3 separate regions of the Homo sapiens genome follow, and regions 1 and 3 are each linked to region 2. The links are chromatin contacts, found by Hi-C or POLR2A ChIA-PET in ENCODE. All regions are on one chromosome and are shown on one strand. The core of a region is the stretch at or near the end of the contact, and the rest is flanking DNA. Distances in the headings are between cores, read along the strand shown.

Region 1 (4,118 bases), core at 1,083-3,582, 85 kb before region 2:
AAACAAAGGAGTGTCAGAAAACCACTGCCAATACTCCAAAGTTTAGTATTTGGGATACCTATGAGCACAAATAAATTGGTACATTGCATACAGGTGCTATTCCATCTACTCTGCCAGATCAAGGAAAGCCACAACATAAGTGGATCTTCAAGGCATCTGTGCCTCTGCTAGTTAACTTGACTAGTAACTTCTGACCATTTATTTTCCAGCCAAAGTCATTAACCAAACCAATTCAGAAATGGCAGTGCTTCCTGAAAGAATAACTATACCTTAATTATTAATGCCACAGTCAGAAATGAAGCTGGACTCTTCTTTGGGTAAAGGTTGGTGGGAGACAGTAGAAATGAGGGGTGTAATAGAAGCTGAGAAGATATGGTCAAAGTCTGAGTTAAAGTTTAGAGAGGAAAAGACAGTTTATCCTGGCCCTATTTGTCAATAAATTATTTGAATAGTTAAAGTAAAAATTTTGTGAGGGATAGAGTTATAGGTTTTCTCTCTTGTATTTTCAAATAAAATAATTCATTCTGATGTTGCCTGACCTTGTTGATTTAGTCTTCATTTTTCTTATTTCTTTTATAGCTCTCTAGCCTTTCTTTTCCCTTTTCTTTTGACAAACAACTAGAGGGGCACCATGCTCTTTTCTTATCCTTTTACTTCTTTGGCTTGACAAAAATAACACAGCATAAAATGCACCTAGCATTATGATGTTTGTTCTTGTTCCTCTTCTGATAAGGACTAAATGTATAATTAAGGAAAATGGTGTTCACAACAGTACCTAGAAAGTAACTGGTTCACAATTTTTGCTCAAATTAAATTTTATTTATTAAATGAAAGAATAGATTAATCTTGAAGTGAGAAAATGAAAATATAAGGAGTGACTTTAGCAAAGAAGAACAATGGTTCCCAAATGTATATCACCAATCCTTTTCTCTCATTTTCTTTAGCCCCACCTCTTTAATTGCTTATAGGCTATTTCTAGCTGAACTTTTATGATGTTGAAAACAAAAGTCTCCTTCCTTCCTTCCTTTCTTTTCTTTTCTTTCTTTCCTTTCTTTCCCTTCTTTTCTTTCTTTCTTTCCTTTCTTTCCCTTCTTTTCTTTCTTTCTTTCAAGTCTTGCTCCGTCGCCCAGGCTGGAGTGCAGTGGTGGGGTCTCGGCTCACTGCAACCTCTGCCTCTTGGGTTCAAACGATTCTCCTGCCTCAGCCTCCTGAGTAGCTGGGACTACAGGCGCGTGCCACCACACCCAGCTAATTTTTGTATTTTTAGTAGAGATGGGGTTTCACTATGTTGGCCAGGCTAATCTTGAACTCCTGAGCTGTGATCAGCCCACCTCGGCCTCCCAAAGTGTTGGGATTACAGGCGTAAGCCTCTGCACCCAGCCAAAACTCACCATCTTTCTTATCTTCCAAACTCAGTTTTATGATGACTTTCCTTCTCCAATGCATTTTAATCCTCTGCATTCCTACATTCCATTTATGTAACCTCCATACCTGAATAATGACTGACACTAACTCCACTTTTCCCAGCTGTCATGGCATAGTGAAAATTCCAGATCTGCCACTTAGTGGACAGGTACTTTGAACAAATTTCTTAACCTCTGGGAACATTACTTTCTATAAAATGGGGATAGTAATATGAATTAGAATAAATATATATGTTATAGATATACAACATAGATGTAATTCATATATATTAACCTTTCAATAGTAGATGTTCAATAAATTACAGCTATTGTTACCCTGAAATCAGTTTTTCTTTTTTTTTTTTTTTGGAAATGGAGTTTCGCTCTTGTTGCCCAGGCTGGAGTGCAATGGTGCAATCTCAGCTCACCGCAACCTCCGCCTCCCAGGTTCAAGTGATTCTTCTGCCTTAGCCTCCTGAGTAGCTGGGATTATAGGCGCCCGCCACCACACCCAGCTAATTTTTTTTTTGTATTTTTAGTAGAGACGGGGTTTCACCATGTGGGCCAGGCTGCTGACCTAAAACGATCCGCCTGCCTGGGCCTTCCAAAGTGCTAGGATTATATGCGTGAACCACCGCGCCTGACCATGGAATCAGTTTTTCAATCTGTGCTCGAGGTGTTGTGTTCTTAACTATCTTCTACTCCTTTGCAAAGATAATCTTTCTTAAACATAGACTTTCTAATCAGTTCTCTAGCATTGTTTCATTCTGTCTTTGGCATGTTTTCACTTTGCTGTGCTGTACTTTTACACATTCTTTTTAACTATAGCTTCCTGCTTTGCTCTGGATCAGGAAGCTATTGAAGCTGACACCCACAGAGTTAAACTGAGTTGCTGAAGCCACCAGCTCCCCCTCCCAGTCCTTCTTTTCAGAGTAGGCTGGCAGCTGTCCTAACTGCCTACTAAAGCCAAATGCTTGAGGAGAGAGAGAGAGTAAGGAGCCAGCCATGAATCCTTTCCAGAAAAATGAGTCCAAGGAAACTCTTTTTTCACCTGTCTCCATTGAAGAGGTACCACCTCGACCACCTAGCCCTCCAAAGAAGCCATCTCCGGTGAGTCCTTAGATTCAATCCTGCCTCTGAGAGGAATGGCCTCCCTCTTTTGGCTCTCTTCCTTGGGCTCTGGAGCTTCCAGCTGAGCTGTATTAGGGTATTAAAATGCTTCTCTCTTGGATTTAGAATTCACCTGAAACCAAATCTAAACAGAAGCTTCCTTTACATAAGAAGACAAAGCAGCAGGAAGAGGTAGTCAAAGTTCTTCAGTTGGGATCCAGGGACTTGCTGAATTTCATTGCATATTCTGTTTCCCTGGGGGAAAAAAGCAATTCGAATGTCCAGGGAAACTTGGCAAGCATTCTTGTCTGAAGAACTGTGTGTGATTGTTCTTTCTTTACCAATATAAAAACTCTGCCCTTAGTTCTCCCTGTGTGCAGAGTCTTCTGCTGAACACCAATGGAAGTTTCAGAATAGATCCAATTTCTGTTACTATGTGTTCCCAGTTTACTGTGGGAGATAGGACAGAGAAACAGAGAATAGTAATGTTTTGCATTTATATACTCGCTAAAGCACTTCTAAACTCATCATCTCAGTCAATTCTTACACTAAAATTCTGTAAGTGGGGAGGATATAGTAATGATAGCCAAAATTTACTGAGTTCTTACAGTGGGCCAAAAGGTGATGTTATTCTCATTTCTTTGGAATAACAGAACAGAGGTTTTGAGACAGGTGTAGTGACAATGCCAGTATCAGTATGTTAACACAGCCAGTGGCAGTGTTGCCTAACTAGCTAACAGTGTGTCGGCTAAACTCCAGATTGCATAATTCTCAAGCTGTGAGCTGCAAAGGTAAGAAGCCCAGTTCATTGTATGTTTCAAACAAGCTATTATAAAACATTAAAATATATTAATATTTAGGAGGATCATTTATATATATCCCTAGGGTTAAAAGAATAATACATTACTTTATTATTTTGCCTATTTTTTTAGTTAATGATATCTCTTCTGGTCCCAAAGAATTTAGGGCTACTTGCAAAGATGTATATACTTCTCATGAAATGAGGCAATATAAATCTTACAAGATTTGACTGTACTGAGGACAGATACCTCTATGTCTCTTCTCATGTTAGTTGGTCTATTGTAATAGATAGGGAATTAAAATAAAACATAACATTCCTTATATTCTGACTGATATATTACATGAAAAGCATAATTCTTTTAATGTCCAGTAGGATTATCATGAAAATGTTATAGAATCTCTTTAGTAGGAAGAGTAGACATTTAATTTTACAGGATTTAAGAACTCTGCCTAAAGTCAAGGTGATCAATTAGCTTACCCTTAGGAATCTCTGTCCTCCATGTTGGGCTCTGTGCCTGACTCCAGCAGCCTCTGAAGTAGAAGCTATCATATTGCCAGGATTCCTCCCAGCATGGCAAACAGAACAGCTGGGGACAAGAGTCCCCATAGTGGGGCTAAGCAGAGACTGACATCTGAATCTCACTGCTTGGATATCAGGTATTCCATAGGCTACCTCTTTATTCTGTTCCTAGGAAGTAAATATCACCATTCTTCTGCCCCAGAGCCCTAGGCTTTTCATTTAGTAGTTGTGGGAAGATGAGCAGGTCCAAGGAATATTTGAGCAAGTCCATGTAAAATAAATAA
Region 2 (4,379 bases), core at 61-2,560:
ACTGCCCTAAAGATTTGTGGAACTTTCAACTTGAGAGAGATGATTTAGGGTATCTGGAAGAAGAAATTTCTAAGCAGCAAAGAATTCAAGAGGTGACTTGGGTGCTGTTAAAGGCATTCAGTTTTATAAGGGAAGCAGAGCATAAAAGTTTGGAAAATTCGCAGCCTGACTATGCAATAGAAAATTTTTAAAAAACCAATTTCTGGGGAGAAATTCAAGCCGGTTGCAGAAATTTGCATAAGTAGCAAGGAGCCTAATGTTAATCCCCAAGACTATGGGGAAAATCTCTCCTGGCCATGTCAGAGACCTTCATGGCAGCCCCTCCCATCACAGACATGGAGGCCCAGGAGGAAAAAGTGGTTTTGTGGGCCGGGGCCCAGGGTCCCCATGCTGTGTGCAGTCTAAGGACTTGGTGGCCTGTGTCCCAGCTGCTCCAGCTGTGGTTGAAAGGGGCCAACTTAGAGCTCAGGCCATGGCTTCAGAGGGTGCAAGCCCAAGCCTTGACAGCTTCCATGTGGTATTGGGCATGTGGGTGCACAGAAGTCAAGAATTGAGGTTTGGGAACCTCTGCCTAGGTTTCAGAAGATGTATGGAAATGTCTGGATGCCCAGGCAAAAGTTTGCTGCAGGGGCAAGGCCCTCATGCAGAACCTCTGCTAGGGCAGTGCAAAAGGGAAATGTGGGGTTGGAGCCCCCACAAAGAGTCCCTACTGAGGCACTGCCTAGTGGAGCTGTGAGAAGAGGGCCACTGTCCTCTAGACCCCAGAATGGTAGATCCACTGACAGCTTGCACCATGCACCTGGAAAAGCCACAGGCACTCAATGCCAGCCCATGAAATCAGCTAGGAGGGGGGCTGTATCCTGCAAAGCCACAGGGGTGGAGCTGCCCAAGACCATGGGAACCCATCTCTTGCATCAGTGTGACCTGGATGCAAGACGTGGAGTTAAAGGAGATCATTTTAGAACTTTAAGATTTGACTGCTCGGCTGGATTTCAGACTTGCATGGGGCCTGTACTCCTTTGTTTTAGCCAATTTCTCCCATTTGGAATGGCTGTATTTACCTAATGCCTGTATCTCCATTGTATCTAGGAAGTAACTAACTTGCTTTTGATTTTACAGGCTCATAGGTGAAGGGACCTGCCTTGTCTAGATGGGACTTTAAACTTGGACTTCTGGGTTAATGCTGAAATGAGCTGAGATTTTGGGGGACTGATGGGAAGGCATGACTGATTTTGAAATGTGAGGACATGAGATTTCAGAAGGGCCAGGGGCAGAATGATACAGTTTGGCTGTGGCCCCGCCCAAATCTCTGTCTTGAATTCCCACATGTTTTGAGAAGGACCAGGTGGGAGGTGATTGAATCATGGGGGCAGGTCTTTCCTGTGCTGTTCTCATGATAGTGAATGAGTTGCACGAAATGTGATGGTTTTAAAATGGGTGTTCCCCTGCACTGCTCTCTTTGCCTGCTGCCATCCACATAAGATGTGACCTGCTCCTCCTTGCTTTCTGCCATGATTGTGAGGCTTCCCCAGCCATGTGGAACTGTAAGTCCAATTAAACCTCTTTCTTTTGTAAATTGCCCAGTCTCAGGTATATCTTTATCAGCAGCATGAAAACAGACTTATACAGATTATATTTACTAACCTCAGGTTCAGATGAGGTTTCCAGTAATATAAAACTTGACAATGCTCTATCTTTACCTACTACTATATTTCTCTGCCTACTTTCCTTTCATTCAAGCTAAAGAAATTAAGGCTCTGGTGCTGTTAAACTGTCTGACTCATCTGAAATGTAAGCCTTTATATTTGTCAAAAATTGTGAAATATGTTTGAGATGATTAAAATAAATCTGAAGGCTTGGCTAGTTCATGTATGTATGTATCTGAACTTCAAGTGAACTCTATGAACACTGTCCTCTATAAAAACTCCCACAAAAAAGTGCAGCTTTTTTTTCTGCAGAATCCTAAAAGATCAGAATAGCTTTGATTTTTAAGATGACCATCAGAATTCTTTGTTCCCCTTCTGTGGAAGTTGGAAAATAACTTTGAATAAAAATTATCTTTTTTGGGTTTTCTAAAATAAACATAACTAGTTTTGTTTACTGTAACAACAAAACTAAGTTGAGAGATGCAGAGGTGTAATATTAGAGGAAGTGTGAGAGTGCCAGTATTTTCATTTTCAATACCAGGAAGTCCATTTGAAACCTGAGGGTTTAAAGTACAATGATTCTAACTTCATCATGTTTTCCTTTGTCTTCTTTCATAATCTAGGAGGGTTCCTTAAGAAATAAAATCTCTTGAAATGAAAGATTTAAAGTTTAACAATTCCTCTAGTTTCCCTTCAATTTACTTTTCTTCTGTTAAAATCCAGCAAAACAGGTTTTATTTTTTATTTTTCTTAGACAAGGTCTCAATCTGTTGCCCAGGCTGGAGTGCAGTGACACGGTCATAGCTCACTGCAGCCTTGACCTCCTAGGCTCAAGCGATCCTCCCACCTCAGCCTCCCAAGTAGCTGGGAGTACAAGCACATGCCACCGTGATTGGCTAATTTTTAAAAATTTTTATTGTTAGTAGATACGAGGTCTTGCTATGTTGCTGAGGCTAGTCTGTAATTCCTGAGCTCAAGTAATCCCCCGACCTCTGGCCCCCAAAGTGCTGGGATTACAGGTGTGAGCCACTACAGCCAGCAAAAGTTTTTTGGTTTTTTTTTGACTAAAATTAGTAGCATTCATATGAACACATTTTAAAAGGTTATCTATTGCTCTCATTCTGTATAAGCAGAGAAAAAAATACTTGGAATGATGTTCATTTACTATGCTTAAAATTTTCATTGAGGTGTAATATACAAATCAGAAAATTCACTTCTTATGATTGTACAAGTTAACAATTTTTAGTAAATTTACAAGGTTGTTTGATCATAATAACAACCAATTTTAGAACATTTCTATCACTCTGAAAATAACCCTCATGTTCACTTACCATCTCTATTCCCACTCCAGTGCTGGGCAACCACTAATTTACTTTCTGTCTCTGTAGATTTGCCTTTTCTGGACATTTCGTACAAATAGAATCACCTCATATGTGGTTTTTGTATCTGGCTTCTTTTCTTTAGTATAATGTTTTTGAACTCATCCGTGTTGCAGCAAGTCAGTAATTTATTCCCTTTTATTACGGAAGTCCATGGATATGCCTACCACATCATGGAGTGAATTGTGTCCCTGTCCCCCAAATTCATATGTTGAAGCACTAACCCCTCAGTACCTCAGAATGTAACTATATTTGGAAATAAGTCTTTTAAGGAGGGCATTAAGTTAAAATGAGGATATTTAGGGTATGTCCTACTCCAATCTGACTGGTGTCCTAGAAAGAAAAGATCAGGACATATGAGAGAGAAAGTGAGAAGGCTACCATCTGCAAGCCAAGGAAAAGAGGCCTCAGGAGAAACCAAATCTGCAGGCACCTTAATCTTGGACTTCCAGTCTCCAGAACTGTGAGAAGTAAATTTCTGTTAAGCCACCCAGTCTGTGATATTTTGTTATGGCAACCCTAGCCGACTAACTCACCATTCTGGTGGCTATGAAGTGGTATCTCACTGTGGTTTTAATTTGCATTTCCCTAAGATGTATATCATCTTTTCATGTGCTTGTTGGAAATTTTTATATCTTCTTTGATGAAGTCTCTATTTAAACGTTGCCCATTTAAAACAAGTTGGGTTTGTCTTATTATTGAGTTGTAAGCCCTCCTGATATATTCTGGTTAGAAGTACTTTATCAGAAATATGATTTGCAAATATGTTCTCTAAGGTTGTAGTTTGTATTTTGTTTTCTTAATGGTGTTCTTTTGAAATAAAAAAGTTTTACATTTTGATGAAATTCAATTTATACATTTTTTCTTTTAAGGATTATGCTATTGGTGTCATATCTAAGGACTCTGCCTTACCTAAGGACAAAAAAGATTTTTCTATACTTTTTGGGGTTTAGCTCTTACATTTAGGTCTATTGTCCATTTGAAGTTAATTTTTGTATAAGGTGTAAGAGTCTAAATCCATCTTTTTGCATATGACTAAACAAGTGGTCCATCACCATTTATAGAAAATACTATCCTTCCCTCATTGAATTGCCTTAGCAGCTTTGTCAAAAATCAATTTATCCACAGGTATAGGAGTTTATTTCTGGACTCTTAATTTATGTCACATTGATCAATATGTCAATACTGCACTATCTTGATTATTTTATAGTACATTATAAAGTTGAGAAGTATGTAAATCCTCCAATTTTATTTTTCAAGATTTTTCAAGATTGTTAGGTCTATTCTGGGAACTAAGATTGCTTATTTGGAATAAATCCTACTTTTTCATGGTGTATTACAAGATTTGTTAATG
Region 3 (4,291 bases), core at 1,657-4,156, 76 kb after region 2:
TTGTTCTCAGTGTCCCCCAGGCATCTAGAGTATGGTGGGTCCTATAAACTCTCTAAGACAGGTAAGACAGAGGCTAGTCCCTCAGGCAGCCCCCAGGAAAGTCAGAACTTTGGTTTTTTGTTGTTGTTGTTGTTTTGAGACGGAGCGTCGCTTCTTCGCCCAGGCTGGAGTGCAATGGCGCAATCTCGGCTCACTGCAACCTCCGCCTCCCGGGTTCAAGCAATTCTCCTGCCTCGGCCTTCCAAGTAGCTGGGAGGAATGTGCCAGCATGCCTGGCTAATTTTTGTATTTTTAGTAGAGATGGGGTTTCACCATGTTGACCGGGCTGATCTCAAACTCCTGACCTCAAGTGATCCGCCTGCCTTGGCCTCCCAAAGTGCTGGGATTACAGGCATGAGCCACCGCGCCCGGCCAAAAAGTCAGAACTTTGGATATATGGTCTAGTCTTCTCATTTCTTCTTCAGGGAGAAGCCAAAAACTGGGAATTTCCTCCTAACCATGTGGCCCTGTGCCGAGAGGACAGACTATGGTGAGGGTATACCGTGAATTTTCCTACTGGCTTCAGTGCAGTTGTTTTTTTTGCTCACCTAGTGTGATGTAGCCTCTTAGCCAGCTTCTGGATTTCTCACAAAAGGAATTGGTCTGTGTATAGTTAAGTTAGTGTCTCTCTGGGAGGGAGCACAGGCTGGGGTTTCTCATTCTGCCATCTTGCTGACGTTCACTGTGGTTTTGATTTGCATTTCCCTAATGACTAGTGGTTTTGAGCACATTTTCATGTGATATTGGCCATTTCTATATCTTCCTTGAAGAAATGTCTGTTCAACTCTTTTGCCTACTTTTTAATTGTTTGTTGTTTCTTCTGCAAAGTTGTAGGAGTTTTTTTAATCATATATTCTGGATATCAATCCCTAAACATTTATTGTTTTAAGGAAATAAATTTTGAGATAATTTGTTATACAGCAATGGATAACTAATAAATACTAAAAACTCCTAAATGTATATACTAAATATATTAATTAGAAAATTGTAATATAAAAATACTAAAAGCTAAAACTGTCTGATATTAGGAAGATAATTTTACTACAATATATACCTTTTTTGTGTGTATGAGACAAGGTCTCATTATGTTGCCCAAGATGTTCTCAAACTCCTGGGTTCAAGCAATCTTCCCACCTCAGCCTCCTGAGTAGCCAGGATTACAGGTATGTGCCATTACAGCCAGCTTTCACAGTGTATACTTGATGTACTATTAATGTACTATTTAATGACTACTAAAAAGTTTATGATAACAGGAGAAAATGCTTATGCTATCTTAAATAAAAATTTGAGTGTATGCATTGATACCAAGAAATGGAAATTTGAGTGTGTACACTGCTACCAAGAAACTGAAAAATGACATCCCATACCTTTAATATTTAATATTTATAACAAATGAGGTTTACATGGATTTTTTTATCTCATCTTATTTCTGATGTGTTATGTAGTTATAAATACTATTTTATTTGCACTCCTGCTCTGCAATAATTTTGAAGATAGATAACTTATATTATTGCTGTCTTCATTTTTTAAAATTCTCAAATCCAGATGAAATTATCAAAGTTGATAAAATAATCATTGTTCTATCTTCTTATTTGAAGATTAATAATTGTGTTGATTTTGCTTCCTTGCTCTAGTTAGCAGTGATGTCATCTGCTATTTTTAAACTTCCTTGAAATAATATATGTAATCTACTTCTAATAAGTTTTTCTTATTTAGCATTTTGGTCTAAACTAATTTATAATTATTTAGCCTTATTTCTCCATGTTTAACTTGCTTTAAAGCTCAGCACTGGTGTTTTCAGCCATGGCTTCTCCATTTTAAGGCTATTTTAATTCATTTATTATTCTGGAATATATCCTTAAATAATTTATTTAGGAAGGCTGTCTTGGTGGTGGTATTTCTGTTGCAGTTGTTGTTTTCTTGCCTGCTTGGTGACATATTTCTATTGACTTGACACTTAACTGGCATCTTATCTAGGTAGATAATGCTAATTCAAAATTCTGCAGATATTGTTCTGTTGTTTTTTGCCATTTAGGGTTGAGTAAGATGCCAAGTTGTTTTTTGTTTCTCTGTAGTCATTCTGTTTTCATTTTGTTTTTAGCTTTGCCTTTGGAATTTAAAATGTTCAAAATGATTTGTCTGGATGAGAATCGATTTTCATAACTTTTGCTTTGATACACTAAACAGTTTGAGTTTCTAGATGATGCCCATTTTAATTCATACGAGGAAATATCTTCTAGTATAGTTTCTGCTTGATTAATTCTATGTTTGTCTCTTAGGGACATCTATTAATTTTATAATGCTGCCTTTTTTTCAGACTTCTGTTTCAGAATATTCGCTTTCATCAATGTAATCCTTGGCTATAGTAGGAATGAAATAATAAAAGCAGTAGCTTCTGTCTGCCCTCCTTGGTTATGCAGTCCTTACAGAACATCTCCCCATCTCCCATCCCCCCACCCCAGCTCAGTGAAACTCTCCACACTTTGGTTGTGGAAATTGGCAGGGTTAGGTGGCTACTCACTCCCAATCCACATCCACAATAAATCACTTTTTATTATCTTATCAAAATCTGTAGAATGCCTCTTTATTCTATTTTGTTGCTGCGGAGGTTTGTTTTCTCTTTCTAATTATTTTATTTTCTAGGTTTTTTGAGGGAATTTCAAGAGGGGAGATTTTTTATTCAGGCTCATCTTAACGTCATGTCTGGAACTCAAGCTACTGAATTATATATTCTTTAATACATATAGACCTACGTCAATGAGTTTAAACTGCAAGGAAAGGGTTAAATTTCTTCCTCAAGTGTGGTCAAAATCTGTAGAGAAAAGAGGAACAGCTTCTCTTAAAGAAAGTTAGCTGGGTAGGTATACAGTCATTGCCGAGGAAGGCTTGCACAGGGTGAAAGCTTTGCTTCTCTGCTGCTGTAACAGGGACTAGCACAGACACACGGATGAGTGGGGTCATTTCCAGATATTAGGTCACAGCAGAAGCAGCCAAAATGGATCCCCAGTGGTGAGTAATAATTCTTATTCTTTGCAGAGAAGTTATGAGTTGTGACTGCAGTGAAAGGCTGAGGTTGAAGATGGTGCTTTGATGTGTGTCCTTCACTTAGTTCCTAAGTGGAGAAGCTTTCTTTTTCTACAAAAGATCTTTGGCACATAAAGGCAAGAATTATTTGCAATGCCCAAAGCAGTTCATTGGTGGTAGTTATATATATTTTTAGGTGCCTAATTTTGGTTTTGTAAATCTGTTATTCAAATACTGAATGTTACAGTCATTGATTTTAGTGAAGAATCAGGAATTTTTAAAATATCTGCATAAGAATGACAAATAACAGGGAATATGTTTTTTGTCTACCAGGGTCAGTTTGGTCTGAGGGTGGAGGAATGAGATAGAGAAGGTAGAGGGAGAGAGATCAAGAAAAAGAAAGAGAAAAAAGAGGTATAAGGAGAAAATGCAAAACTCAGTTAATATGTCATAATCAGGCCATGGGAGATTCTGGGCAGGGTTGGGTAGTGGAAGGAGGTAGAGTGATTAAATTAGTTACCATGTATTGAACATGCATGATGTGCTGGGTACTTTACTAGTGCTATTTCATTGAATTTTATTCTTCACAATGACTTTTGGAAAGACATCATCATTCTTTTTGACAGATGGGGTAACTGTGGCTTAAAAAACTTGCCCAAGTTCACACTATTCATAAGGGGTAGAGCTAAAATCTTTCCTGCCCGCTTCGTGGTGCGCCAGAAGGTTTCTCCATGCTGTGGAGACTTCCTGGAAGGAGTCACACCCGCCCTTCTCTTGGGTGGTGGCAGCTGGCGCCAGTCACTATGTATTTATTTATTTTTAATTATTTATTTTTGAAACAGAGTCTCGCTCTGTCGCCAAGCTGGAGTGCAGTGGCGCAATCTCAGCTCACTGCAACCTCCGCCTCTCGGATTCAAACGATTCTCCTTCCTCAGTCTCCTGAGTAGCTGGGACTACAGGCGCCCACCACCACGCCCGGCTAATTTTTGTATTTTTGGTAGAGACGGGGTCCACCATGTTGGCCAGGATGGTCTCGATCTCTTGACCTTGTGATCTGGCCACCTCGGCCTCCCAAAGTGCTGGGATTACAGGCGTGAGCCACCGCGCACCCGGCCGTCACTATGTATTTATAATTACTGTTCTTTGAAAATCGAAGTAACTTTCATCTACCCAGTGCTTACTGGTTTGAGAAAAAGCTTTGTTGCTTTTATTTCAGAAGATTAAAATT

Evidence for each region. A loop is a pair of places that touch in the nucleus more often than their neighbours do. ChIA-PET counts read pairs that join two places held with the same protein, here RNA polymerase II (POLR2A). Pooled maps may share reads with other maps.
Region 1: a loop to region 2 is called in a map of GM13977, with 2.1 times the contacts of the local background. The contact joins the promoter of SLC15A2 here to the enhancer-like site in region 2. A Hi-C loop is called at or near these places in 3 of 168 maps with a recorded cell type or tissue (GM13977, HepG2 and PC-3) and 3 of 50 pooled maps.
Region 3: a loop to region 2 is called in a pooled map, with 2.8 times the contacts of the local background. The contact joins the promoter of CD86 here to the enhancer-like site in region 2. A Hi-C loop is called at or near these places in 5 of 168 maps with a recorded cell type or tissue (B cell, CD14-positive monocyte, GM12878 and 1 more), 8 of 37 single-sample maps with no recorded cell type and 12 of 50 pooled maps. POLR2A ChIA-PET finds 5 or more read pairs at or near these places in 3 of 52 experiments (GM12878, OCI-LY7 and activated B cell).

What each region holds. Positions count from the first base shown.
Region 1 is chr3:121,892,069-121,896,186 of GRCh38, forward strand. It overlaps SLC15A2 (solute carrier family 15 member 2), which reads left to right and starts at 2,333. Exons shown (of 22, transcript NM_021082.4): 1 at 2,333-2,513. The coding sequence starts at 2,409. RefSeq lists enhancers at 759-1,292, 1,293-1,825.
Region 2 is chr3:121,978,126-121,982,504 of GRCh38, forward strand. No RefSeq gene overlaps it. Among named protein-coding and RNA genes, the nearest start is that of ILDR1, 42 kb to the right of the region's middle. Within about 2 kb of position 1,311, at least 3 of the 41 ENCODE cell types and tissues checked have a DNase peak (open chromatin) inside an H3K27ac peak, as active enhancers do; they include PC-3, where a contact is called at or near this core.
Region 3 is chr3:122,052,456-122,056,746 of GRCh38, forward strand. It overlaps CD86 (CD86 molecule), which reads left to right and starts at 2,907. Exons shown (of 7, transcript NM_175862.5): 1 at 2,907-3,048. The coding sequence starts at 3,035. It also overlaps a transcript of ILDR1 not described here.